Regions from separate parts of the Homo sapiens genome. Here regions 2 and 3 are each linked to region 1. Evidence: chromatin loops called from intact Hi-C (ENCODE). Cell type or tissue: IMR-90. All regions are shown on one strand.

Region 1 (8,000 bases):
CCCCTCCTGTACCTGTGGCTGCCCTCTTCTGCAGAACTCAGAGTTCTTCTCAGTACAATACCCCAAGCCAGCTCATTAGAGTTGTCATATGAGATCAAATCTCTTGCTCTCTCTGTAAGGATGTATTCTCTGTGATGGTTGTACCAAACCTTTCCCACTACTGTGCTTTGCAGGTGATCTTGCCTTTTTCTTCATGGAGAGGATCATGGCCTCTTCCTGGGTTTACTGCCTTCTCTTCATCTCTTTTCTGTATTCCTTTAATTTTCTTTCTTCTTCTTCTTCTTTTTTTTTTTTTGAGATGGAGTCTCGCTCTGTTGCCCAGGCTGGAGTGCAGTGGTGTGATCTCGGCTCACTGCAACCTCCACCTCCTGGGTTCAAGCGATTCTCCTGCCTCAGCCTCCCAAGTAGCTGGGATTACAGACGTGTGCTACCATGCCCGGCTAATTTTTGTATTTTTAGTAGAGATGGGGTTTCACCATGTTGGTCAGGCTGGTGTGGAACTCCTGACCTCAGGTGATCCACCTGCCTTGGCCTCCTAAAGTGCTGGGATTACAGGCGTGAGCCACCACGCCCAGCCTTCCTTTAATTTTATTTCTGAGGAAAAGGGGTCTCTTCTTTTTTTCCTAATTCCTCTCTTTTGTTCTGGTCTTCTCTCTTCCCCTTTTTTTGATCTAAGACATTTCTCCATCAGCCATTCCCACTTCTGTTTATAATGCCTATCCCTGCCTGAAGATATACTCATATCCATCCTAGAAAGCTGCTCTCCCCAACTAAGTACCTCCAGTTGTCCCCTGTCCTTTTTCTCAGGGTTCATTGTTGCCAGCTTCTCACAGCATTCACACCCTGCCTGGAGAGCCAGTCCTCGATTCTCGCTCTTCCCCAGCTTTCATTGCACTGTATTGTCCACTGCAGTCACAGTGCTTCCCGTTCATTGATTACCAACTACGTGTTGCCTTACTTAGTCCTTACAGTGACTCTCCACATCAACGGCATTTCTATCCATTTTACAGTTAAAGCTGAGAGTCCTTTATTGCTCAATTCAAACCAAACAACTAATTCGCAATTATTATTATTTTTTTGGTCAAAGAAGTCACAGAACCAAGCCCCTAGGGCAATCAGAATTTTTTATTTGATTATAATCATGTTGCTGGTACTTGTTAATGGTCAAGTGTTTTCATAACCTCAAAATGTTATTTTCTTGTTTAGAAATGCCACTGCCTAGTAATGATAATGATGGAGTAGACTGAATTTACAGGTAGAATAAAATGTCTGCACTCCCATGTTAATTGCAGCATTATTCACAATAGCCGAGATATGGAAACCCATATTAAGTGCCCACCACTGGATGAATGGATAAAGAAATTGTGGTATGTGTGTACAGCAGAATATTATTCAGCCTTAAAAAAGAAGGAAATCCTGCCATTTGCAACAGCATGGAGGAATCTGGGGACATTATGCTAAGTGAAAGAAGCCAGACACAGAAAGACAAATATTGCATGATATTACTTATATGTGACATCTAAACTAGTCAAACTTGGAGAAAAAGAGTGGAATGGTAGTTGCCAGGGGCTGGGAAGTGGGGAAGATGGGGAGATGTCGGTCAGAGGATACAAAATTTTAGTTACAGGGTGAATGAATTCTAGTGATCTAGTGTACAGCATGGTAACTATAGTTAATGTGTTGTGTACTTCAGATTTGCCAAGGGAGCAGATCTTAAGTGTTTTCAACACACACATACACACACACACACACACACACACACACACACACACACACACACGAAGCATGTCAGGTGATGGATATGCTAATTAGCTTGACTGTGAGTCATTACACAAAGTATACTTTTATAAAAACGTCATCTTGTATACCTTAAATATAGACAATTTTTTGTCAGTCATACCTCAAAAAATGTCTACACAGACTTAGTGAGACTCATGACATGAGTCATGTTAAAGGATATAAGAAACAAATAAAAGTTTAAAAATGCTTTTCTTAACCCAAGTCTTATTGTTAGGATTCCTCATAATCCAGTCATGACTTCAATTAGAAATCCTTGCCGTGGGATATCAAGACTCTTGTCCAAGGAGAGGAAGGGGCAGGAGGGTCTCACTCTTGTTCTCTCCTTGTAAAAATTTAACTCTGTTTGCAGGAGAGAGTATTTGACGAATACATGAACAAATAAATGAATGAAATGAACGAAGGAATAGAATTAATCTGATCAAAGTTTACATGTTCAAATTATGTGTTGAATTGGATAGAGCAGCTGCTGGCCCTTACTTTTTTCTGGGCCTATTTCAAATGGTCTTCTTTACTAGGCTTTCAATTGGAGATTTAGACTTGGAGGCTTTAACAAATATGAATTGAGTACACATTTGTATAGCGATTTAAACTGCTATTATCACAAAATTGTCACAGTAGTTTTAAACTCTGTCAGATGGCTTTTAACCAAACCCTGCCATCAGAGTCAAATTTGATTCTTTGGATGGTTCTTTCCTTTTTTCTGTCTCTTTCACATTGTCTAGTAAAGAAGTTTCTTCAATGACCAGTTTTGTCATAGAGTTGGTGCCATTTATTCTGTGGGTTACAAATTTATCATCACAAGTAGCTAGATGTACTTCTCATAGACAACTTGTATCCACAAATTTGTTGTTTTTTTCTTTTTTTCTTTTTTTTTTTTCTGAGCCATTCTCCCTAGAAAACACAAATTGTTTTGGGGGGAAAAATTAGACTGTTCTTCAGGGGTATTTATTTTCATGATTCACTGTGCAGAGATCGGAGTTGTGCCTTAAGGGCTTGGCTCTGCTCTCTTGATACTGGTATCCATTGCTAGGTGTGGCTCAATTAAACAGGAAGGATGGCTAGATAGCATATATATTCACATGTCAAATGGCAGCATCCATCTTTGAGACAGGAATCTTGGTGGGAAAAGTTCAATTTTTTAACAAATGTGAAATTACCTCCTCAATCATTTTTATTTCCGGTTAAATTAATGTCTTATATAAACACTGTAGGCTAGCATAGTATTTGATACCATTTAGTTTGCTCTCTCTTTTAGTTCCTAATTTTCATTGTAGTTCTCAGTGTTTGCTTTTTGAGTGTGAGTTTATGGCAGAATAAATCAAATTAACTTTGGTGGGTAGATTGAGTTTTCTCTGATGACCTTTACTAACCAAAACATACTTTCTTCTCAGGTGAAAAAGCCAGAGTGGATTATTATTTATTTGACTGACAAAGAAATGCATTTCTAATTTTATTTAGTGACTAAAATAAATTGATTCACCGTAAATTAAATATGAAATAAATGCATGATCCTCTCTTAATGAACCAAACAGATTGAGAGCCGAGCACCTTTGCAGTACACCTCTTTCACCAGTTGGTGGTGCCAAAAACTCTGCTAAGAAACTGATTGAAAGAACAGAAGGTTAACCAGGAGCCTTTCTTAATAAGCGTTATTTTTCGTAGTTTTTGAAAAATTTGTACTGAAAACATATGCCCAAATTATCGCATTTTCTAAGGTTAGGAAGCAAAGCTAATCCCTCTGGTGACCAGCAGAATATATTTCTAGTAAGCTTCTGTAATAATGTCATTGGTCTATGTTAATATTCACATATTGGAAATTGCAAAGTTGTGTAACATCTGACTCCATCCTGGAAATAGCCTTTAGTGTGCTTGCCTGGAGAGTGGAGGAGCAAATGATAATAATGTGTACAGAGAAGAAGAGTGATGTTCCTGGCTATATTTATTGTCGAATTTAGGTCTTTAAAAATATTGACTTGCGTTATTATTACTATGTGTTTTTTTTTAACCATTAATATATTCCTGTGACAGCAGGAACATTGCTTTTTTGTGTGTGTGTGGGCGGGGGCGGCTAGGTTTGTTTAACCCTTTACTGTTTAGCCCTGAAAAAGTCCAAATGGAGCAGTAGCCTGTTGCTTGAATGTGTCCTGAGATACAGTCAAAAGAACCCAGCCTTTGGAGTCAGAGAGATCAGGTTTTGAATTTCCCTACATATTTCATAACTGTCTCTCTCTTTTTTTTTTTTCTTTTCGAGACCAAGGTCTCACTCTGTTGCCCAGGCTGGAGTGCAGTGGTGCGATCTTGGCTCACTGCAACCTCCACCTCCCAGATTCAAGCGATTCTCATACCTAAGCTTCCCAAGTAGCTGGGACTACAGGTGTGCACCACCATGCCCGGGTAATTTTTGTATTTTTAGTAGAGACGGGGTTTCACCATGTTGGCCAGGCTAGTCTCCAACTCCTGGCCTCAAGTGATCCGCCTGCTTCATCCTCCCAAAGTGCTGGGATTACAGGCGTGAGCCACTGTACCCAGCCTTTCATAACTGTCTTTTAATTACTTATGCAGATTTTTTACTGCTCAGTTTTTCCAGTTTGTAAAATGGAGATAATAACATCTTCCCCTCAGAGTTGGAGTAAACATCACCTGAGATAACGGATGTGCTGATTAAGTGCTCCTCACCCTGTCCTTTTCTAGTTTAAGCACAGACTCAGTTCTTTTTGAGCCTCCACCACATCCCATGCTCTTAGCCAGGGCCTTAGGACCGGAGTCCCTCCTTGGGTGTGATGATGCCTCATGCTGCGTTAATGAGAAGATGTTTCCAGGTTGTAAAGTTCCACAAGGATTTTGTAAAGAACTCACAAAAGAGATACTCATATTGTTAGCTATATGTGGTGTTCAGATATTTGCCCGTCTACCCTGGGATGTTTCCATGTTGATCTGAATCTGCCTAAATGTTTAAGATTGGAGAAGGGAGCACAGGGTTGCTGACAGGTGTAGCAACAGTGTCCCCAACAGTTCATTCATCCATTTATTCCACAAACTTTTACTCAACATTATTATTGCTGGGTCTCCGGCATACAAAGATGAATTCCCAGAGAGCCTGAAGATGCTTCTGAGAGCTGCAGACTCAAGGAGCAGGATGCTTTCTGCTTGGCAGGAATTGATAAGCAGCCCTGATCTATGAAAGAGCAAGAAAGATAAATTTAAATATTTTTTAAAATATTATTTTACAAAGTTATAAGACTGTAAAAAAAATTTTAACTTTGAAAAACTCTGATAGTTGTATTAAGCTTTTGATAGCATCATGTTTGGAAGAATGAGCAAATCAGAAGAAGCCTTCAGCGTGGTTGGTAAAGTCATAAAACACTGTTAATTAGGAGCTTTAGCCCAGTATAGAATTTTAAAATACAACTGTATAAGGTATATATATTTTTTAGGAATAGCACAACTAACATCTTTGATTAGATTCGATTGAAAGATTCAGACCCTTAAGATTTAGAGATTACGGAATCATAGAACTGGATGGTGGCTGGGACTTTAGGAATCACATATGCCATCTCCCTTATTTTCTAGCTAAGAAAATGGAAGTCAAACAAACGTATGTGACTCACCCAAGGTTACATAGACCTGGATCAAAACTCAGGTCTCCATGCCAAGACATTATTTTTCCATCCTAACTCCTATACAATGAGCCATTTTCAGTAGATAAATATATACTTGTCCCATCTCAATAAACTTTCATGCTAAATATGGAGTATCATGTCCGCCCTGTTACCAAAATGAAAACTTTGGCCGTACCTTCGGCAGTTAATTAAGGTGCTCCTACTTCCATCTCAGAGCTGAGCTGAGGGGAGGCAGGGCACACCAGGCCTGTCATGTGCAGTTCTCAGCCAGAGCCAGTGAGTTCCCCACAGAAGCAGGCAGCGTTTTCATTCACGCCTGCCTTGCCTGCTTCTCGTTTCTTGCTAGATGAATGGCATCATATGCCGCAGGTGTATTAGTAATTTCTGAGTTTGTTCCCCACTAAAAATGACCTCATTGTTTTGTGCTTCTTTTCCATAATTATACAGTAACAGGAAAATAAACCAGCTCTGAGTACAGCCCACAGCAGAAATCTTGTGCTCTTTATGCAAGTTTGATTTATAGACGTGTACTGCAGAGCAGAGTGACTATGAAACATTCATCTTCCCATTGCTAGTTGCCATGGAAATCGAGTACACAGAGCAGTGTCATTCCAGTCCTGGTGATGCCTGCAGTAGTTTATTCCTTTGTTGTTCCCGTTTCTTAAGCAACTGCCTAGCATTCTTTCATCATTACAATTAATCATGCACACAAGTTTTTATCTTTCGTCGCACATAGAAAGTACTAAAACGTATGACAAAAACAGGGAGAATTTAAATATTCCTATGGCTTTAAATATGCATTTGTAATTTTCATCCTCAGTCCCACTGGAAAAATAGGTCATGTAAAAAAAGCATATATTAATGTACAGATATTTCAATAGAGCAGTATAGAAATTTGAAGGAAAAACAATGCTAACTAAGCCCAGGAAGCCCAGGAAACCTTAAGGAACTTCAGATCCTGAGGGTCCCCCAGTGTTTAGATCTAAATCAGCCTGGGTAATGCCAATCAAAAAAGAAAAAAAAAGCCCCTGAGCTATGTATCATCAACTCCTGTTTTGATTTGTTAGTCTCCTTAACGGTTTGAACAACCTAGATATTTGCTGGATAGACATGCTAGACGTTAGAATAGAGATCCTTTTTCTCTTTAAAGGCCAATAAAGTTCAGGATTTTTTTTTTAAGTGGGAGTAAAAGGAATTCTAGTTTTTTCTTTTTTCAATGAAACCATTTTACCTCAGTTTTAACCCACATAGTTCATAGTCTATAGCATACCAACAATGAATAAATGCTTGTTGATTAGCCACTGCCTTCTTTTGTGGACTTCTGGCCATTCTGTTGGCTAAGAAAGCGTGTTCTAGAACAATTCTCTGGATCTAAATCCCTGCTGCATTGCTTATTAGCTGTGAGACCTTTGAAAAGTATCTCAGCTTGCCTTAGTTTCCCCATCTGTAGAGGGAACAGCTATAAAATTAAGATAATGACAGGTTGTTAGGAGGCTTAACAGGGATAATTCATGCAAATTGCTCAGCCCTGTGCCTGGCACAGGACACGTGCTCTGTCAGTGGGGACTGCTGCCGTGGCAGTGGTGGTTTCTATTGCCATGACTACTACAGGCCACAACTGAATGGAGAACTGTGCTCTGACCTAGAGAATAATACTTGGTTGATCTACAGCAATTCTAGCCCCAAAGCCGCAGGACTCTGTTCCCAGCATCCAGGCTCACACAATGATTGCTGGTGCTTTGTTGTGCTTGGGCTACATGGACTTGTTTCATCTCAAGACTGTGGATACTAGGATGGTGGCTGAGAAGTATTTACAGGGGTCTTTTTATCTGCAAATTGAGAAGAGAAGGCTGCTACAGGCAGTCCTTGAAGATGCAAATTTCTCATCTTTGACCTGGATTTGTTTCTTACAAGGAGCTGTGTGCGGAGCACGTTGGGAGGGAGTGGGCTGCCTTTACTTGTCTTGAGGAAGGTTCTCGTGTTTGTCTGCGTAGTCTGAAATAACGTCTGACCTACTGCCTCTCCACCCCCAAACCCCCCTTGTCACTCGGCAGTGCCTGCAGCATTCCTTCAGCCTTTCTGGAATTGAAGTTTTCCTAACTGGTGGCAGAAGCATTCTTTGTTGAAATTCACTCTCCTTGGCAGTTCTCCAGGGCACACGGCAATGCCTATTTATTTGATTTAGCCTTTGTTTGGTTAGCCTTGTATTTTGTCTGTTTTGCTTTGCGAAGTTCTTTTTTCCCCAAATTTTCATGTTTAAATCCCTTGGACTTCACTTCTATTTATTTTACTAGCTTGCTTTAAAATACTGCTAAAAGTTGTTTGCTTTAAGCTCTCACAAAATGAGTAGTCTTGGATTCATTTGTCTGTTTTCTCCAAGCCTGATCCATAGTGTGTGTACTAGGTGCACCTTTGTTAATTATTAAAACAAAATAGACTTTATGGTTTGTACTTTGTACATCCGAATATTATACTACATTGTCTCCAGTTCTCTTTATTTAGCTCTTTGTTTTTTTACCCTGTCCTCCAATCATTAGGCTCATGTTAATTCTAAAGAGATAGAAGTAGCTTAACTTTTCT
Region 2 (8,000 bases), 300 kb after region 1:
TGACCCTCATTGGCCACATCTAGCCACCAACTAACTGACCCAAGCGTCTGTGAAACTCAGCCTGCCAGAGACAGCTCCTAGCAATACAGAGCAAAGGGCAGGCCTGGAATGGCTTAGAAGACAACTGGCCCATTATCAGGGCAGTTGGTGTTTGAATATAGAGCACCAGTGATCTGAGCACTTGTTTGGAGGTTCTAGCAGGGGAGCGCAGCTATTCATACACCCTTGACCAAAGACCAGTCCTCCTCTATCAGGGACAGTCGTCCTCTTCGATGGAGTGCGCAGCTTCAGGAGGGACGCAGATGGAGCGGTGAAGGAGAAAGGGGACACCTGCCTAGCCAGCCAGATCAGCTGAATCAACCCTGGAGATCAATGGGATGACAGATGTCGCAGCCAGATTGCCCTCATATCCCCAGTGTCATGATTTTACTGCTCCACTGATACCACTGCACTGCAATTGTTTGCCTGTCTGTGGGCTCCATACGATAGGAGTGCTTGAAAACTTTATTTTTTCTACCCAGAGCCTAGAACAGTACCTTGCTCGACATTTGCTACATACACAATTGGACGAATGGATGAATGAATGAATGAACGACAGTTTCTCCTGACCAGTACCTTTCTGGTGTGCTCTAACTTTGAGCTAGAGGTGAACTGAGCTCACCACCAGCATTTCTTCCCAGCTTCTCATCATTTGCTACTGGGGCTAAGATTGTTTTGAGCCTAGCATTTGCAACATTTGCCAGGCACATGGATGGTGTGACTATGAAGTAATTAGACCAGTTTTCAACAAAGGGATCAAATGAATTTATCAAGTAAGTTTTGCATTAATCCTTCCAGGAAGGTCATACGCATTTTCCAATGATACGACCGTGCCTAGCCCCGTCCTTGTGAACAGCACAAGAAAAGGAATGAATCACTTTTCAGAATGAAATGTTTCTGTTTTTTTTTTTTTTTTCAGTTAAATGTCACCCAGCCCGTCACCTGGCTGATATTTAAGGACACGTCATCAGAGAAGTTACATTTCCTTTTGGCAGAGAGGAGGAGGAAGGGGACCGCCACACACAGAACTGGGTGGTGACTTTACCATAGGTGCAGGAGGGCTGAGAAGGGACCTATCAAAGTTCCAGGGGTCACCAGGTCTGGACAGAGACACCCTGGATGCCACTAATAGGCCACCTTGTATATGAATTTACAGAGTTTTTGAGGCCTTTCGGTGCCGGGACTGCTCATAGAAACCCAGGTTCAATTTGACAAAACACTACTCCTCCATGTGTCAAGTGGAGTCAGTTCTTAATTTCTGATAAAGAGCAAAAAGACATATGGGGGATGAGGCATTGCTCAGCCTCAGAGTTTGAAGTCTTCTGCCGGCCAGGTTGCCCTGGGCAGCTCCAGGACAGAAATCTGACCAGTGTGGGTGGGTCTTCCTAGCCATGTTTCTCATTTTAGCAGAGACTAACATATTTCCAACAAGCCTCATATTTGCTTGCTGGTAAATTGCTGCTCTGAGACAGGTAAGAAATGATGACTAAAAAAACCTACCTGCGTTTTTGTTTCGGATGCTTCATTTTCCGCAGTACTTACAGAGAGATAGTTGGGAGGCCAGGTGATGTACTCAAAAAACAGGGCTTGTTGAAAGCGGAGACAGGATGGGATTCCAGCTGCTCTGCTCACCAGCCATGTGATTTTTGAACAAGTCACTTTACCTTTTGGGACCTCCAATTTCTCATCTGAAAATTGCAGATTATTGTATCTGCTTTCTCACAGAGGTGTGGTAAAGATCGCATGAGATGTATGTGCAAGTAATTTAAGATTGACAAGTGTAACATATGACAACTAGTTCTTGGCGTGGATATAAGGCATCAGAGAAGGTGCCTTTGATGTTTAATTAATACTAAAAATCTTCCATTACACTTGTTTAGCTAAAATTGGAAAGGGGGAGGGCAAGAATACTTTTCAAAGGGACTTTTTTCTGCTTCAAAAATAGAAATCAGAAAGCACATATTTGATTTTCCTTATGGTGTAAACCACAGTGCCATTGTTATTAGCAGTTTTACAGAATTGCGACCTTCAAACTTGGTGATATCAAAGACTGAAAAAAAGCTCCCAGTCTTGAAGCCTTTCAAACAGGCTTTTCTAACTAAAGCACTTTTATTTTGAATTAAGGGCTAATAGAATTGTCCTCTTAAATGAGCACTTGCAAGATTAAAAGTTGCTTTCCAGGTGGGCTGCAGTAAATGAATGTGCCAAGAGGTTGCTGAAAGCCCTTTTGGGGGCAAACGAGGGGAATCTGATATGAGTTCATGTAACAAACACCCTTTTCCCTTTGTGAAAGAGAAACCTGGAATTTACAGTCTTTCTAATTGTACATGAGCTGATTTGTGTATACATCTAGGATCATAATTTACTTTCAGTTTACTGAATTTGTGAATTTTCGCATTTGTTTTAATTTGTAATTAAGTTCTCTCTATGAGGCACGCCATATGCCTCCATTAATTCTTTCTCGTTGATTTCTTAGGAGATACATGAGTGCATATTTTCATGCAATTTTTGAGGTCTTTTGAAAATCAAATGACTACATGTTTAGCCATATGGGGCTTTGTTATTTAAAAGAGCATATTATAAAGTAAAAGAAGGCGAAATGCAAAAGGGCCTGTTGTCAACAGGGGGAAAATATTGGGAAAAACAGTTTAAAACATTGTTTTAAACACACACATTTTCAACCTTTTTTCTTTTTAGCGTTATATTTTTGAAATCTATCTTTATCGATCCCGTACCGCGTCTCACCGTCTGTGAACGGCCAATGTCACCAGTGCACCCGGCAAACCTCTGTCTGCCAGGTACTGCCCCTACGCTTACCCTCGGGCTGCAGATCCTAGCATCTGCCTTCTAAGAGTTCAGTTGGAGCCAATGTCTTTCTTTTGAACATCTTGTGCCAGGATTTGACATTAAGCTCCAGTTCATCCGCACACCCCGCGGCCGCTTTCGCAAGGGACCGAGAGGGTGGCGGCCTCGCCCGGAGACTCGCGGCGCTGGGAGCTGCCTGCCCTCGGTGCGGGCTGCAGACCGGGCCGCGAGGCGGGCGCGCGGCGCGCACTAGGACCCAGCAGGGCTCCAGGCCGGGGTGGGAGCCGCGCCGCCGACCCCGGGCGGGCGCCGGGCGCAGGAGCCGGGGTTCCGGCCGCGATCTGCTGCAGCTCGGCCGGGAGACGGCGCGACCCGGCGGCGGGGCCACCCGCGAGTCCAGCGTCGCCGCAGCCCCCCAATGCGGCCGCGAGAAGCAGCGGGGGGGCAGGCGATCGAAGGTAACGAAAATGGGGCTCATTTCCTGCCTCCTAATCTGCTCGGGTTTAGCATTGTCACGAGAAGCCCTCCGTGTTCAGGCTGCTGCATTTTGGGGCACTCTTTGATTTTTTTTAAAGGTGTCCGCCCCCCTATTTCCACCTGGTTTCAGATTGATTTATAGCTTGCAGCCCAAATGGGAAAGATCCAGCCATGGCAAGTTGCTTATTTTCATTAGTTTTGTCTCAAAAGTAAGTTCATTAAAAAAAAAAAAAGTTTCTTAGGAATGTGTGGATAGTCGCTTTTTAAAATTTTTTTTAAAAAATTGCAGACAAATGGATATTTATAAAAATAATCAAATAATTGATGCAATTCTGTTAATTACTTTTAGGGAAGCACACTTCTGTGGGCTCCCCGGGCGTTACTTTTATTTTCAAGGAAGGAACGTGTTAAATGTGGAGTTTGTTTGGCTGGGCAGAGTTTACAGCATTGCTGTCGCAACTGTTTGGCTATCAATTATAAACAGTGTCAAATCTATGGGCAGTTTCAGCCTCTTTTCAAATACTGTAACGGGTTATCCTGATATGACATCTACAGATGAGTTTCCACTGAGGGTAATAAGAAGATTTCTCTTTTTGGAGAAACATTGTTTTGAGGGGAAAACCATGATTGCCGGCTGGGAAGGCTGAAGAGACTATTTTTCATGCTTTGTTTATACTCCCGGGATGACATTTGGGGAAGGGAAATGCAATCTTTCTCCGGAGGTTTTAATTGTGGGATTATTAATTTATTTAATTTATTAGTTTCAATTGGTTGGGCTCGGGGAGCCCTCCGTCACAGGCTGTGCTTAAGGTGACACATTTGCTAGCAGTTGGGACACATGATTGCAAATGTAAAATGTGCCTCACCCGAAAGGACTGGTCTGCTGGAAGCTCCCGTGTGGAGCTGTCGTAGGCAGGGTGCGACTGGCTCATTGAGGAAAAAGGGAATCGTTTTCCTTAGCTAAGGAAGACATCCTGTTATATTCCTTTTGTTCCCTGTTTTTCATTGATCGCCGACTCTGCCTTGGAGAGGAGAGCAGCTCGGAGGGTGCAGAGCTCTGAAGGCTGCACGAATGACTGGAGCCCACTTTAACTCTCACACTGATTGGTCAGTTAGATTGAGACTTATGAAAACAGTCACCCAAAACCTTCTTTTAAAATCGTGCTGTAGTTTCAGATAGCCCTCTTGTGCACAGATTTCTGCAGGGTCGGTTTTTCATTTGGGTGCAGTTTGCTCGAGATACCTTTATGTTTAATTTTTTGTTGTTGTTTCTATCCACATAAAGTAGGCCATTTTGGTGACAAATTTCTTTGCAGACGTCAGCTACTAGCTTACACGTATACACAGCACTTTACAATACATTCTCAATGATTTCTGCTCATAAGTTGTAGAATGCAAAGTTGTTCAACTTAGAATAATGATTCCTAACCGGGTTTTGATCTGAGTCTTTTAAAAAAAGGACCATCAGTAGATGGATGCTTAACTGTATCATTACTTTGATAATTTAAGTGCCTTGTGCATTAGCACGTTTCATGCACTAAGTCTAAAACTGTGACAGTGAAAGGAAAAGACAATGAAAAGCAAACAATCAAAATCAGCCTGCACACTATTCTGAGAGATTGTGGCATCTGCTTTGAGGCGAATGCATTTCACATCCAAGAGGAAGGGCATTCTGCACCATATAAGAATATGAATTAGTAAACACTGTGAAATGTTATATCTGTAAGACAAACTGTAAAGCCCATGAACATCTTCATTTGAGCCTTTAAAGCGATTTCATTAAAGAAGCACTGTCCCAGAAGTTGTTAAATGTATAAACACTTTTCTGATTGGCTTAAAAATTTAGACACAGGAAGTGGATTGTATCTAATAACCGATGAGTGGAGACATGGTTGTTATGGAAACCGAGAGGAGTAACCCCACCCCACCCCCACTACACATACATACTCTACCATGACCACCACTTAAAAAGAAACAAAAACAAAAACAAAAACAAAACCTGCATGTCATCACAGATGCCTGGAGAACTTGTTGGCTTCTGTAAGCTTTCCCACAGCATCTGTTGAAACCTGAGATCGCGCCTGTCAAATCAAGGTCATTTTACAACAACAACCAAAAATGTGGTCTCCTAGATTTCATAACTGTATTTTTGTTGGAAATATTTGAGGAAAGAGCCTTAAACTAAGGATGAGCCCCCAGGCTTACTTTGCATTTTGCTACCTCTGAGCTGTGCAAGGGAAGGCTAAGAACAATGTATTTGAACACTTAATTGTGGGATCAAACTGACTTGTATGTCTACAGTTAGAACAAAACTCTTTTGAGAGCCAGAAAGGTTAGAATGTTACCTGTGGATGAGGATTCATCGGGGGAAGTTATAATGAGGTGTTTGTGTTTACAAGAGGGTTCAAAGTTGAACTCAAGCAATGGAACTTACAGACTGGTGGCATTTTGAAGGCTGCGTTTGTGTGTGGGGTGGTGGGGGTGGGGTTGGGGAGTGAAAGGGAGGGATGAAGATTGCCTGGTACTTTGGGAAATATAAGAGAGGGTGTTCTCAGAGGCTAACCAGGGAAAGGAAAATCTAAATGAAAATAAGAACTGTTTCAAAAATCCCATTATTATTACCCAGTTGACTTAAATAGAAAAGTTTCCTCTTTTGTGGATGGGGAAGAGTGCTTTTGTTTTTAGGATAATTGAGACGTTCCCAGTATCAAAATTGCAAATATTTCCAGTATCTTGGTAATGATTTCCATGAGGACTATAAAGAAAAAAGTTTGGAGACCTCCCCTCCCCCTAGCCTCCACCCCCAACCCCGTTCATTTTGCTAAGCAAAAAATAACCAGAGGCCCTGTACTAAATTTTGACTTTGAGGATCAACATCGAACCTTGTAAAATATAAAGCAAATACATTTCTTATATTTTTCTAATCTTGTTAATGGCAGTCTTCAGATTTTATGTTCTTGATATTCATTTAGAAACGTCTTCCTTTAAGTCATGGCAATTTGAAGCATTGAATAGCTTTATCTTAATTGATAATGGTCAGTTTTAAAACTTGTTCAATTAACAATTTGGTCTTTTTAAAAAGCAGCAAATTTCCCTTATTTTCATCAACTAATTGCATGGGGAGTGGGGAGGAGGAGAGTCCTAACTCTATTTTAATGTTTAATATTCTGCATGTATGTCGTAGAAATATATACTGTAGAAGTTAAATATTTGACAACATGGGATTATGAAATATATGCTAAATCACCCAGATATTTAACTGATTAGGACTTGGTAAAGAAGATTAAGTTTAATGGGACAACTGGTCTCTTTTAGCAAGGATTTCCTGTAGGGAGCTTTCTTATCTGCAAGTGTGTTCATTGGCAGGAAACATGTCAGTTGCTTGTTTTTACAAACTGAAGGAAATGAATGGGATTTGTTGGTTTCTAGAATCTACCTTCATTCTCTATTGTCTTGCAAATAGTTGGCTCAGAACACTTCGTTTCGAAAGGGGCTTTGGAGTGGTACAATTCATTCTCTGCAAACCTGTGGCATTTAGGTTTATTTCTTTCTGATTTTGGAATTAGGAAAATTGATCGTGGTACAACCATGTGCAACTTATTTTCCTAATACAAATGAACAAGATGTTCAATACAATTCCAATTCATTTTCAGTTGTCAGCTAGTTACTCACACACTCACTGAAGCTGCTGTTTTTGGATGGCTATGCCAAATTTCTAATAATTATTCCAGAATACCAACCAAATGCCAGTGTCGATTTTGGATTAGTGTAGAGAGGTAAAGAGAAAGAGGCAGCTTCATTCTTCTCATTGCTTATAACAAAAGGTCCATAAAGAATACACGTTAGGTATATGCCAACCTTGCTGATAGCAAAAAAAAAAAAAAAAAAAAAATCGAAATTGGGGATGGGTTGGCTAAATCCAGTTTATAGTACACATGAGAAAAACAAATTTTAACTTTGAAAGGATTTGCTGTGCAGAAGTCTGGATTAGTTTCTGAATGTTGAAAATGAGTATATTTAATTGCTTCAATTCCTAGATGTTTCAAATTCGGGAAGAGGAGAAAAGGGTAAGCTTCTTTAAAGGAAAATAAATGCATCCGCCTCCATTTGCAGAGAGCAGCCTGGTGAGGGAGGTTAAGAGTGCCTGAGGGAGACGGAACCATTTCTTGCAATGGTTTGCACACATTTTCATAGACATCATTTTTGTTTTCTACTTAGCAACAAATAGAATCTTATGCAAGACCCTAATATATGAGTCAAATAAAAACAGAGCTGCTCTGAGGGAACTAGGAGCCCAGAGCCTGCTATTGTCACCTGGGCTGTGCCCAGGGCACACTCTGGAACCCAGTACCACTGTGTACACAGTTTGCAAATCACTGCTTCTAAAATGTTCTCTAGAGAAGACCTTGGGGAATTGCTTGCAGAGCCCTGGAACCTCTTAGCGAAAGAGAGAACTTTTGCCTTGACAATTTAAGAGGCTGCTTGTGCTCATAGTGAGCAGGAAAAAGGTGGCAATTAGTGACGTAATACAGTGTACCCTAGGAAGCCTACGTACATACAGAAAAAGATGACTGACCACAAGCATGAAAGAGCCCTGGCCCAGTCTATAATGAGAGGGAAGGCATATTTTTAGGGGTTACTTATAAACCAGGGCCCCTTTTATTTATAAATTATAGGAA
Region 3 (8,000 bases), 370 kb after region 1:
ACCATGAAAGTGCTTCTCTAGAAGTCATATGCATTCTCCGTGTTAGAAGGAGCCAGTAGGCACAGTTTGGTTTCACCCGACACTCTTAGACATGTGGGCACGATTGCTCGTCTTCTTGTTTTGGTTGCATTTACCCTCAGTCTCTCCTCTGGTGGCCCCCGTATCGACGAATGAGATCCCAGGTTCAGGGTTGCAAAGAAGAGGAAATGTCCTGTCCATGCCAGTATGTGCAGTTTTTTGAAGAGGCTCTCACTGAAGGTGACGATTCATTACAAATGCTATCAAGCATGTGTTTCTCAAAGAGAAAGAAAAGTTAGACATCAGGTGTGAAGGTATTTATGGCATTCAGAGCCCTGGCAGGTAGGCCTGCTTCATTCCAGAACCCTGGGAAAAACTGACCACTTTTAGAGTCCAGCCAGCTTGTTCAGTATCTCTGGGAGGCATCTTTCAGAAATGAACATAGTAAATGCCAAATTAACCTTTTGTGGAAGTAGTCCCCACTTATCCACTGTTCTCTTCATGCTTTGAGTTACCTACAGTCAACTGCAGCTTGAAAATATTAAATGGAAGATTCCAAAAATGAACAGTGTATATTTCAGTTGCACCTTGCTCTAAGGATTGTGATGAAATCTCGTGCTGTCCCGCTCTGTCTTGCCCGGTGCATGAATCATCCCTTTGTCTAGCATTTCTACACTGTATATACTACCCATCTGTAAGTCACCCAGTAGCTGTCTCCGTTAGATGGAGAAAACATAGGTGTGTAAGGTTTGGTACTATCTGGGGTTTCAGGGATCCACTGGGGGTCTTAGAACTTGTTCCCCGTGGAGAAGGAGGGACTACTGTAGCTGATGAGAAGAGGCCATTTTACTTTATGTCCTGATAGTAAATGTATTCCAAATAAGGCCTGGCCCAAGGTCTTACCTTTCTCTGTCGCCCTACAGCATAAGGTTGGGATCTCAGAACCCTTAGTAAGGGTTTGTTGATTATTGACTGATGTCCTCAGATGTTAGCAAAAGGAGATTTTGCTAAATAATTGTGGCTAAATTCTAGCCCAGAGTTTTAAGTTTACAACGACCTGTGATCACGCTATTACATTCCAGCTTGGGAGACAGAGCAAGACCCTGTCTTAAAAAAAAAAAGGCCCAGCACAGTGGCTCACGCCTGTAATCCCAGCACTTTGGGAGGCCGAGGTGGGCGGATCACGAGGTCAGGAGATCGAGACCATCCTGGCTAACACAGTGAAACCCCGTCTCTACTAAAAATACAAAAAATTAGCTGGGCGTGGTAGCAGGCACCTGTAGTCCCAGCTACTTGGGATGCTGAGGCAGGAGACTCCAGCCTGGGCGACAGAGCAAGACTCTGTCTCAAAAAACAAAACAAAAAAAAGCAATCTCTTAAAAAAAATGCAGCTAAAATAGTACCAGACTGTATACCCATTAAAATTAAAAATACAAAATTAAAAAGCAGAATACCAGGCATAAAGATGCATTTGACACCAGAATCCATTACATCGAAGCTCCATCTTCATAACATTAATATTTTTCCAAAATATTTTGAGTACTTCCCCCCCACCCCCATTGGTTTTGGATATTCTGGTCTTAAAACCAAATCGGTTGTATACTAGAATGCAGAAGAGATTTATCACCCAGTAGAATGAACTTCAGTGAATCCTAGTGTTTCTGATAAGTTAGTCTTTAGTTGGGTGTTGGGATATTTTCTGTCTCTCTCTGATTTCTGAATTTGGAAGTGAGTTACAGTACATTTTTATTCGGTTTTAATCCATCAAAATCAAGTTAGTTGTAAGTGATGGAAGAGCTTACTTTGTGTAGTCCGGGCTGCCTGGAGACATCAGCCACATGCCAAAAGCTTGCTGGTTGCCCAGCAACCTTGCCGGAGGAATAGATTTTCTGCCACTGGCTCCCTTTTTAGTCGAGGCGGAATCTATTAACACTACTATTCTAGCCCAGAGAACTGGAGCTGGAGTTTAGCTGAAAAGAATGGTCGGGGTTTTTTTGTTTTTGTTTTTTTAATAACCCAGCACCGTGTTTCTGGCTTCTAAACCCTACTGCTAATTTCATTGACTTCTACATAAAGACTTAGAGCTTATTAATATTACTTAGCACAGTAGAAGCTAAAGAGGTCAGTCTTGTGCCTCCTTGGCCCCTAAGGAAGCTCATTGTTTCATCTCTGTAGAAACTACCTCACAGGCAATGGGTGTGGACCGTGAGCATCCAAGTTGAAGGGGGAGCAGAGAAGACTGACCTCATTTGCCCCCATACTTACTCCAAGTCCTCACCAGGTGTACTTGTTGGCTGTGCCTTCCAGAGGCAAACTTATTTGGTGGTTGAAGCTGCTGTTTCTTCAAGTATACGTGATCCAGCTCTGATTGAAAAGCACCTGTGTATTCCTTCCTCTTACACTTCAGTCAAAGAGTGTCTTTTCTCCTTTTGTAGCTAAATACTTCACCGGCAGGATTGATGGTTTCCTTCTACCAGGGGAGTTTGTGCTGCTGGCAGCCCCATTGTTTTGCTTCTGCTGTTAATGTAATAGCTTTGGGTTGTAGTGCAGGAAGATGATGCCTAAGTCCAGCGTCAGGTGGCTGGAGTTCTTTGCCACTGCTGAAATGCAATTTTAATAATGGACTGTATCAGCCAAATGTGTTTCCTTGCCTCTTTGTAAAACAAAAGAAGATCTCAGCATATTAACCCATCGATGGCAGGAAAAAATCAAAATCTCCAAGAATGCCAATTAATGAAATGGCACTTGCATCTCAAATTATAAATCTCCTTAATACACTTCAGAAATTCTCTGGGTAGACAAGGAAGGGGTTGCTCCAAGCCATCTCATCAGCCCCACTTTTTCTAAGGCACAAATGTAGAAAAGATGCAGAAAGTAGTTTGTGGTTTGGTAGAGAAACGAGCTGTTCTACAAAAGCAATGACGAACTTGACTAACCTCAGGTTGCGTTTATTTGTTCTGATCATGCTGAACTTTATTAATTGTGAAAAGTCTGTCAGAGGCGTTCGAACCAGAGTGACTCCATTTTGAGCAAGGGCTAGGAAAATGAGGCTGAGATTTGCTGGGCTCCATTCTCAGAAAGTTAGGCATTCCTAGCCTCTAGATGTTTACGGTTAAGGGAACAAATTAATAGTGTTTACTAAACAGACTCAGACTTGGGAGTGTCCAGGTATCCTGACATCTGGAGAACAAAGGCACTCTTAATTTTGCTTTAAAGATAATAATATCGATTCTTGCAAAATATAGTAATTAAGAAAATTAATCCTTTATCGCAAACCCTTGTAGCAGAGCACATCTCCCCATATATACAAGTATTGTACTTAGGGTGGATGCGTTCCTCCTCTTACTTTCAGGAACATCGTACTCTATCTATGGAGTAGCTGTTCTTTCACCACTTTACTTTCTTAATAAACTTGCTTTTACTTTGCACTTCGGACTCGCCCTGAATTCTTTCTTACGCGAGATCCAAGAACCCTCTCTTGGGGTCTGGATCGGGACCCCTTTCCTTTAACAACTTGGGTCTTTGGGCTTATATTTTCCTGAGTAATCTTAGAATATTGCTGATGCAAGGGACCTTTTGTAGTTCCATGTGCCCAGTTTTACAAGTAAGGAAACCAGAGAAGTGAAAAAGTTTGCTCAAGGATGTACAGCTATGTCCAGAGTGGCAGAGCAGGGAGCAAAATCCCAGCCATAGCACTGTTACGGGAAAGGGGTCCTGATCCAGAGGCCAAGAGGGTTCTTGAATCTCATGCAAGAAAGAATTCAGAGCAAGTCCATAGAGTAAAGCAAAAGCAAGTTTATAAAGAAAGTAAAGGAATAAAAGAATGGCTATTCCATAGACAGAGCAGCTGCGAGGGCTGCTGGCTGCCCATTTTTATAGTTATTTCTTGATGATATGCTAAACAAGGGGGGGATTATTCATGCCTCCCCTTTTTAGACCATATAGGGTAACTTCCTGACATTGCTGTGGCATTTATAAACTGTTGTGGTGCTGGTGGGAGTGTAGCAGTGAGGAGGACCAGAGGTCCCTGTGGTGGCCATCTTGGTTTTGGTGGGTTTTGGCCAGCTTCTTTACCACAAAGTGTTTTATCAGCAAGGTCTTTGTGACCTGTATCTTGTGCTGACCTCCTGTCTCATCCTGTGACTTAGAATGCCTTCACCGTCTGGGAATGCAGCCCGAGTAGATCTCAGCCTTATTTTACTCAGCTCCTATTCAAGATGGAGTTGATGTGGTTCAAACACCTCTTACAGCACCACCCACATGATGTGTTTGAATTGAACCAGGAAGGAAAAGTGCTTGTTTCTGTAGCTCTGGTTCCATTCATATATCCAACAAATATTTGCGAGAGATCTGTCTGGTGAGGTCCTGAGCTTCCAATGACACAATGTACAAATTGAAATCAAAATCGGTAAGAATCTTAGAATTCTTCCAATTCTAACATACTGTGACTCAGCCAGAGATACTCTGACTCAGCCACTTAGTTTATTCATTCATTCATTCATTCAGTTCCTTCATGTTGCAAACACTTATTAGACATTTCCTACTTACTACTGCAAATCTCTGCACAACAAAAGTATTTTTAAGACCCGATCTGAGTCACTTATATCAAGGAACATTCCATATAGATTTTTCTTAGCAGCAGCAGTCTTTGGATGTTTTATCCTAACAAAATTTGATTTTTAAAGGCATATAACTCGTTCATTTTCCTTTTTTTTTTTTTTTTTGAGACATAGTCTCACTGTGTTACCCAGGCTGGAGTGCAGTGTTGCAATCTCGGCTCACTACAGCCTCCGCCTCCCAGTTCAAGCGAGTCTCCTGCCTCAGCCTCCCAAGTAGCTGGGACCACAGGTGCGTGCGACCACGCTCGGCTAAATTTTTTTTTTGTATTTTTAGTAGAGACGACGTTTCACTATGTTGGCCAGGGTGGTCTTGAACTCCTGACCTCGCGATCCGCCCGCCTTGGCTTCCCAGAGTGCTGGGATTACAGGCGTGAGTCACCGTGCCCAGCCTCATTTTCTTTGTAACTGGTTGCTTTAGGTCTCCAGCCAACTTTATATGCGAGATTTTAAAAAAATGCTATCAAACTCTAGTGTAAGGATTTGCTTCAGTTTTAGGTCTATGTTAAGCATGCCTTTTAGAGGACAGTGGTAAACATTGGTTTACTTGGCTAGGTAAAGCATCTGTTTTCAAGGTCTTGATCTAACCACATACCCCACAGTCACTTGTTCCTGGCCTTTGTTGTTATCTCTATTTGCTCAGAAATGTCCACAATCCTAAAGTCTGCTGTAAATTTCACATGGTTATTGCATTACCTTCTACTACCATGCTGCAAACACCAATTTGAAGGAGTGGCGTGAGAAAACAACTAAAAGTATTTATCCTGCTGTTCTTTGCATTTTCTTTGTTCTGTTGCATCGTGATATCTGGCTATCGGATTTCATAGAAAAGTAGAAACAGCCGAGGGCACTGTTTTTGTAATTTCATATTAAACTCATTTCCTTGAAAATCTGGCTTGAGATGAGTGTTCTTCAGACTTCTCTTCCATTTTGGTATGTTTCCTTTTTCTTTTCTCATGCAGCCTATGTCTAGTTTTTCAAGCACATTGAAGTTGAATATATTTTTGTTTTAGTATCAGAAGGCACAGCTGCCGTGGACTAACCCTAACGAGCCTCCCTCTGTCACCCATCAGTGTCTCACGCAGCAGTTCCTGACCATCAAAGTGTGCTCTGTGCTAAGTACTCTGCTGGATGATTTGGCTTGAATTTCTCAATAAATACACCTACTTACCCTAAGAGGCAGTTAATATTATTCCCATTTGACTGATATGGAAACTGAGGCTGAGAAAGTGGAAGCAATTTTTAAGTCAAGTCACACAATGTAAGTGGTGAGCAGGACCCAAGGTTGTGTTTATATGATTTTGAAATTTTGTTATCGACCCTACTTATGAGCCCTGCTTTATTTCTCCATTATAGACATCCCATTTTGTTTTTCTTTTAAACTGAGACAATGGCAAAATAAAAACAGGGGAGTGTTTTATGTATCATTTTCACTGGACCGGTATTTTCTGTGTTTTTCAGAACACTAGCCAGCAAGCTCCTAAAAAACAAACATTAAATTAATTTGGTCAAAACTGCACATTATATCCTTTTCTAGGAGATACTGTTTTATTTTATTTCCTTTTCTCAAATTTCCATTTGACTACATAACCTTTTTATCTTCAAATGCCTTTAAAAGCACAAATTGGGAAAGGTTTCAGTTAAAAGACAAGTGAAGAATTTGGTATTATACAACTAAATTTTTAAAAATAAAAAAAAGAAAAGTGGCCAGGCACGTGGCTCACGCCTGTAATCCCAGCACTTTGGGAGGCCGAGGCAGGTGGATCATGAGGTCAGGAGTTCGAGACCAGCCTGGCCAACGTGGTAAAACCCTATCTCTACTAAAAATACAAAAATTAGCCAGACGTGGTGGCGGGCGCCTATAATCCCAGCTACTTAGGAGGCTGAGGCAGGAGAATCGCTTGAACCCATGGGGCGGAAGTTGCAGTGAGCGGAGATCGCACCACTGCACTCCAGCCGGGGCGACAGAGTGAGACTCCGTCTCAAAAATAAATAAATAGATAAATAAATAAATAATAATAATAAAAGGCCAGGTGCGGTGACTCATGCCTGTAATTCCAGCTCTTTTGGGAGGCTGAGGCGGGCGGATCACCTGAGGTCGGGAGTTCGAAACCAGGCTGACCAACATGGAGAAACCCCGTCTCTACTAAAAATACAAAATTAGCCAGGCGTGGTGGCGCATGCCTGTAATCCCAGCTACTTGGGAGGCTGAGGCAGGAGAATTGCTTGAACTCGGGAGGCAGAGGTTGTGGTGAGCCAAGATCGTGCCATTGCATTCCAGCCTGGGCAACAAAGGCAAAACTCCATCTTAAAAAAGAAAAAAAGAGAAAAGAAAAGGAAAAAGGAAAACAGAATCTTCTGAAGCCCCCTAGAGATGGCAGCCTCCTGCTTCATTCTGTCTTCACTTCAAAATTCTGTTTTTATTCTTTACCTGGACTCCTCCAAGACCAGGAATATCAGTGCCCTGTTTCTTATCTCCTCCCCAGAGGCCTTCGTTTTTTGATCCAAGTCCTGGCTACATTTTGTGCCATCTGTGCGCTCTGGGTACGTTATGCTCCTTGAGGGGAGGAACTGGGTTTTAACATCTTTGTGACCTTATAGTGGCCACAGTAGCTACTTAGGAAATGCATGAATGAACTGCGTTTTGAGCAGAAGAACAAATACATTACGTGGATCTGTTTTTCTGAGTTAACTCTAGCCAAGTGATTAACCCCCTCTTTGGGTGACAGTGAGAAATTTGAGAAGCTGCAGTAACTCATTTATATCACTAGGGTTCCATTTGGAAAATGATACCTCCTGTTGTCTCATTTAATTAGTAATTGTGTTTTCAGTTCCAATTGAAAGCCTCAGAAGAAAGGATAGTAATAAACTGTGGTGTATGGTATTATTATTGTTATCTAATTATATTTACTATTGTGACAGTTTTCCATTGAGGTACTTTTGAAGAAGGAACTTGTCAATGTTATCTCATAGGCTTCTCTCTTGTTCCTCCTTTACCTCTCCATGTATTCTAAACTCCAGTATTAAGTATGAGCCTCTTTTATAGATATGTAAATTGATGCACACAGTTTTGTTGTTTGTTTGTTCTTAACAACATGGCCTAAAGTTGTTTGGTAAGTTCATTCTGGATCTAGAGATTGATTCACCAGTCTTTTCAGAGATGTCACTCACACATTGGCAAAGGCAGTGGGGGAACCAAGGGAATGATGCCCCAACAAGAGGTTGGAAGATGTGGGAGCTGCTTTGGCTCTGCAATTTACTTGTTGCATGGCTTTGGACAGGCCATCCTTCCATCCATTCATCCATGCATTTTATTCATCCATTGAGCATTTCATGGAATTCACTAGATTGGATAGTCCATCCATC

What was found. Hi-C counts contacts between places; a loop is a spot of excess contacts. Peaks named below come from ENCODE experiments on the same cell type or tissue, not always from the same donor. Only the 100,000 strongest peaks of a DNase experiment are listed, where the experiment ranks them.
Region 2: it touches region 1 in a loop (7-fold over the local background); 14 of 110 quality-filtered maps call a loop at or near these places.
Region 3: a loop joins it to region 1, with 3 times the contacts of the local background. A loop is called at or near these places in 3 of 110 quality-filtered maps.

What each region holds. Positions count from the first base shown.
Region 1 is chr14:89,910,834-89,918,833 of GRCh38, reverse strand. The region is part of intron 5 of EFCAB11 (EF-hand calcium binding domain 11); the gene reads left to right. It overlaps LOC124903358 (a long non-coding RNA gene), which reads right to left and starts at 5,698. Exons shown (of 2, transcript XR_007064300.1): 1 at 5,596-5,698; 2 at 4,813-4,975. RefSeq lists a silencer at 5,895-6,189 and enhancers at 6,456-7,071, 7,072-7,689. In IMR-90, a CTCF peak has its summit at 3,361 (motif pointing right); DNase peaks (open chromatin) are centred at 1,883, 3,393, 6,013 and 7,553; H3K27ac peaks cover 2,611 bases.
Region 2 is chr14:89,614,330-89,622,329 of GRCh38, reverse strand. It overlaps LOC105370617 (a long non-coding RNA gene), which reads right to left and starts at 3,013. Exons shown (of 6, transcript XR_944131.3): 1 at 2,857-3,013. It also overlaps a transcript of FOXN3 not described here and the pseudogene RN7SKP107. RefSeq lists enhancers at 2,768-3,267, 3,268-3,769, 5,380-5,439, 7,697-7,786 and a silencer at 2,995-3,374. In IMR-90, a CTCF peak has its summit at 3,026; DNase peaks (open chromatin) are centred at 3,129 and 4,389; H3K4me3 peaks cover 2,433 bases; H3K27ac peaks cover 1,648 bases.
Region 3 is chr14:89,537,480-89,545,479 of GRCh38, reverse strand. It overlaps a transcript of FOXN3 not described here. Among named protein-coding and RNA genes, the nearest start is that of FOXN3-AS2, 35 kb to the left of the region's middle. In IMR-90, no CTCF peak of the experiment used is centred here; a DNase peak (open chromatin) is centred at 4,519; H3K4me3 peaks cover 218 bases; H3K27ac peaks cover 1,521 bases.